Linked DNA regions of Homo sapiens: region 2 is linked to region 1. A link is a loop called in an ENCODE intact Hi-C map of the cell type or tissue named here. Cell type or tissue: A673. All regions are shown on one strand.

Evidence for each region. Hi-C counts contacts between places; a loop is a spot of excess contacts. Peaks named below come from ENCODE experiments on the same cell type or tissue, not always from the same donor. Only the 100,000 strongest peaks of a DNase experiment are listed, where the experiment ranks them.
Region 2: it touches region 1 in a loop (2.4-fold over the local background); 2 of 110 quality-filtered maps call a loop at or near these places.

Annotation. Positions count from the first base shown.
Region 1 is chr2:45,511,193-45,513,692 of GRCh38, forward strand. The region is part of intron 14 of SRBD1 (S1 RNA binding domain 1); the gene reads right to left. Among named protein-coding and RNA genes, the nearest start is that of SRBD1, 99 kb to the right of the region's middle. RefSeq lists a silencer at 1-72. In A673, no CTCF peak of the experiment used is centred here; no DNase peak of the experiment used is centred here; H3K27ac peaks cover 630 bases.
Region 2 is chr2:45,567,094-45,569,593 of GRCh38, forward strand. All of the region lies in intron 9 of SRBD1 (S1 RNA binding domain 1), which reads right to left. It also overlaps the pseudogene RN7SL414P. Among named protein-coding and RNA genes, the nearest start is that of SRBD1, 43 kb to the right of the region's middle. In A673, no CTCF peak of the experiment used is centred here; a DNase peak (open chromatin) is centred at 1,018; H3K4me3 peaks cover 1,336 bases; H3K27ac peaks cover 2,500 bases.

The DNA of each region.
Region 1 (2,500 bases):
GATGAGCAAATAAAATCCTCTAAGAAAAACATTTCCTGTTCACTTTGTTGTTTCGCCAAAGCTGCGTATCTTCGGAAACTGACTTGTTAGCAGTATCCGTTCATTAGCAGCATAAATATGCAGATGTAATAAGATGTTCTTGGCAGCAAATCATACTGTATCTTTTTCACTTGCCACTCCAGATGAATTTTTATAGTACATTTATAATTTATCCACAGAAGTAAGAGTCATGTTCATCTACCAGAAAGAGCTATGAGTGTTCATGAACTTCCCCCAAAAAGTTCTAAAACTTTATGTCAAGGAATAGAAATACAAATAACAGGAAAAACATGCTCACATATAAGACCGTTTACATGAGGCAGGTACTTAAGTTGCCTAAGTTTACGGTTTGGCAAAAATCATCAAATGACCTGTGGCTACTAGAGTGATCAAAGTTTCAATTTTAACTGTGGCGAGAAACAATGTTATCGGCAAAAATTCAATGGTATATATTCCCATGCATATATTCCTTCTGCACTTTTCATAAGAAGCCTCTTAGACTTGAATTATCAAATACTTCCCAGTGCTGACGCTTTTTAAAGTCTCCATTCCCAGATACCAAGCTTTTTGGCATTGTGGCTAAGCAGTGACAAACAGATCATTTCCTATTGATTCTACTTACCTCATCAAGACTGCTAGAATCCAGTTATGTAAAGAATTATTTTCAACAGCCACCTTCAATTACAAATGTATGACATGATCACAGACTTCCAATGCTAATCTCCTTTCTAGTTGAAATACCCACACAAGAGCCCTTTGAGACACACAGCATGGCTACGTGATTTGCTTTGCTTTATCCTGCAAAGAGGCTGAAATACACTGGAATCTTCTCTTCTCCATAGTTAATGCAATACACATCTTTTATGCAAAGTGGTATGCAGACCAACATGCTTTTGTCAAGATATGAGTCTTGCCAAAGGGATTTTCTTGGTTAAAACACTATTTCTCTAACTTGAGCTTCTAAACCTGAAGGCTGCTTAAAGAAAAGGAAAGAAAATCTTCATGTAATTGACTATCATTTCTCCAAGTGTTTTACCTATAGACCATACTTCCTTAGTTTACATACATTTGCATGACTTGAATACTACATCTGTAACTTCAGAGTCCTATTGGAACCACAATTCTGGACTTAGAAACTTTCAGCCTAGTTTACTGAGAATACGCATCACTTACCCAATGAAAAGAAAAACTGAATCTATGAAGGATAATCCTATCAACATACTAAATTGTACTTATCTGTTGAAGAGATACTTTTAAATTCCAAAAAATAACAATTTTCTGGCACACTAAATTCAGGCATTTACACCAAGGGCAAATATCGAACTCTACTATTTCCATGTGACAACCAACTAGGGCTTTGAACAGAAAGACAATCATTGTGCTTTACGTGTAGGAGGATTCATGAAAATCTTAAACTGAATTTTTATAAGTCAAAATCCATTTTAAATGCAACAAAGAGCTCACCAGCTAAAGGAACTACAAAGTTAAATTTTTACATTGCCAAAGATTCACTGGTAAAGTGCTGATTATCCCTTATTTTATGAACTTTTAACTTATGATTGTATGTTTGGAATTTGTGTAAGTGAATATTTTTCTTTATGCCTGTATTATTCCTAGGCTAGTCATGGAAATATGGACCTCCAAATTCTGTTAGAGAAAAAAAAGGTCTGTCCCCTTTAACCTACTAAGGGAAGTAGAAAGAGACACAAACCTCATGCTGAGAAGGACCAAGCAAGCACACAATAAACACACAAATTACCCCCAGAACACATGCCCCTCTGACAACAGAAAGCAAAATCAAAAAGCAAGAAATCAAGCTCTACTTTGCTGTCAAATGCTCTACCCCTGAGCTATATACCCCCATGGCCTCAAACTCTACTTTGAAACTCTTTCCTTCCTGGCCCTAACAATATTCTTCTATAATTTTTATCCCATGGCTCCAGCAAGAACATATCCATAGGATAGCATGCCAGAGAGCTGGACAGATCTTTCCCCACATTCTTCATCATACGAAACTGTGTTAGCCCAAACGTAATCCCTAACTATTTCTTGCCATCTGCTGAGATTTCAGGCTCAAAAAAGATGTCCAGTTATAATGAGAATATATGGTATGTAGTCTAGTAGTCTAGTTATGTAACAAGGGCTAGATTACAAGCTGAAAGTTCCTCTTCTCCAGAATGCCCCTTAAGGAAAAAAAAAAAACAACTGACCAGTTAATAAAATACTTCGTTTCAGCCTAGCACTGAGACAAATTCTCTTCATGCTGAATTCTAAAGTGCATAAAAGTTGAAGAAGATGAAAAATTCAAAAGGTGTTATATTTCACAACCTTAATAAAAACTATTTGGCAGAGTTTAGGACCTATAAAGAACAAACTCTGGCTGGCTTGATCATTGAGCCCTCAGGTCCCTTCAAGAAAATGAGGAGTTAGAGCAGATCTTTGAGGGTATTCTGACTCAAAT
Region 2 (2,500 bases), 56 kb after region 1:
GAAAATTTCTCAATTTGTGCTTCATGTTGAAAAGAATGTCAAAAGATAAAACGCGTATTTTTTTGTAACTTTAATTTAAATTTTAAAAATATTGAGTAAAATTTTAAATATCAAACAAATTGTCAGAGTTTTAAAAAAATTATATAGGGGACTTTTTTCTTTTCTTATATACTTGAGAAATTTCTAAAGTAAACATCAGCAGAAATAGAACAATCACTTAGAAATAAATGTTTCGGCTGGGTATGGGGGCTCATGCTCATAATCCCAGCACTTTGAGAGGCCAAAGCAGGAGGACTGGTTGAGCTCAGGAGTTCAAGATGAGCCTGGGCAACATGGCGAAACCCCAACTCTCAAAAAATACAAAAATCAGCCAGGTGTGCTTGTGCATGCCCATAGTCCCAGCTCCTCAGGAGGCTGAAGTGGGAGAATGCCTTCAGCCCGCAAGGCGAAACTTGCAGTGAGGTGGGATTCTGCCACTGCACTCCAGCCTGGGTGAAAGAGCAAGATACTGTCTAAGAAAAAAAAAAAAAAGTAAGCTTACATAAAACAATATATTCAATAATACTGCACAGAACTATCTATAAAGAAATAAATTGTGAATACAAAATAAACTTCAGTTTGAGCTCAGCAGAGACTTCCGTATTTGCTATAGGCTGTGCCAGCTTAGTAAACAGAAGTTCTTCATACAAGAAATTTTCTCTAATAAATTAAGTAGAGTACAACAATATAGAGGAGAGTTATTTAATTCCGATTTACATAAGTATACCATAATATCACAATACATTATTGGAGGTTTTTTGCTCTTTTTCACCATACCTAGTAATGTAATACGTCAAACTTACAAAAAATCCTGACACACAGGAAGACCCATGGTGGAGAAGGGAATAAGGTAACAGAAATAATAAAGCTTGGGACAGAAACTGAAATTGAAAGTGAGTAGTGGGTTAAAGCGGAATTACTGCAGATGGTGACATTGAACAGGAAATAGGTAGTTAAGACACAGGAAATTGCACGTCAGTAAAAAGACACACCAATAAAGATAAGGAACAGAAAGTCCCATGAGAGAATGTGAAGACTGAGTTACAAATTCATGTGGTAGAAAAGATCACACTAAGGACCAATTTGAAAAAGAAAGAAAAAAAGATGCAGCTGGAAGAATTTACTAAGCAGCTATTAACGGCTATTCCCACAGTACTTGGAGAGAGTTCCACAGTAATTTTCCTTCACCACACTGTCTTTCATCATTTGCATTCATTTCTGTGTTCTGTGATACTGTGCTGGGGTTATCTACATAAAGGCTGAAAAGTAAGGTTCAGATTTAGGACATGAGGTCTCAGCACTATAGGAATTGGGAAGCTGTTTTTGTAACCTAGCATATCATCACTCCGGCCTGTACATGATAAACTAAAAAGTTCGTAAAACAGCAGTGCTGTTTTTCAAAACTGACATTTCCAAAATGCTCTGCTTTCCCAGGCCTGAATACTGTCACACCCAGAAGCCTGTGTCAATCATAATCTTAAATTCAGTCACTAACTCAGAATGCCACATTTGCTACACACACTAGTTAAAATGCAGAGCCCAATAAAATATTTTCAAGCAGAAATTAGAAGGCTAGGTTTTAACAGAATAAAAGCATTAATGTTTTTCCAAAGTTGCAATAAAATTAAATCAACATAAAAGGTGGACAAAATAAGACAGAAAAACTACTTCTGCAAAAGGAATGTTAGTATACTTAGTCACTGGTACTATTAAAAATTACTTTTCATTATGTTATACCTGTATCAGTAGACTATAATAACTACGTATGTAAAATTTCACTGTACTTTCTTTCAAAATATTGAAAGTATGTACTTCACCTGATGTGGTAAATATAGTGTACACAAAAGTAAAATTGACAATTTTAGATATAATAGTGAAACATTTCAAATCTTTAAATGGGCAAGGGCCATGTTACCTCTACACCCTAAACAGGACCCAACATAAAATAACCTTTCAGGAAATACTTGTGGGATAATTCACACTCTTCATGTCTTGTTACAACAAAACAAAAATTTTTCACATCTGTGTCATCTTAAATGAAAAACAATTACTTTTTTATTTTTTTAAGAGGCAGGGTCCCACTGTTGACCAGGCTGGAATGCAGTGGCTATTCACAGGAGCAATCCCACTACTAATCAGCACAGTTTTGACCTGCTCCTTTTCTGACCTGGGCCAGTTCACCCCTCCTTAGGCAACCTGCTGGTCTCCCGTTCCTGTGGGGTCACCATATTGATACTAAACTCAATGTGAACACCCAATCGGCATAGCGCACTTCAGCCCAGAAATCCTAGACTCAAGCAATCCTCCTGCCTCAGGGTCCTGAGTAGCTGGGACTACAGGCATGTGCCACCATGCAAAACAATTACATTCTTAATGATGAAAATTAAGTATTACATGAAAGGTTAGGAATACTAGTTTTTTTTCTATTATTCTCTCTTTATAGCAGTAAAATGCAGATAGG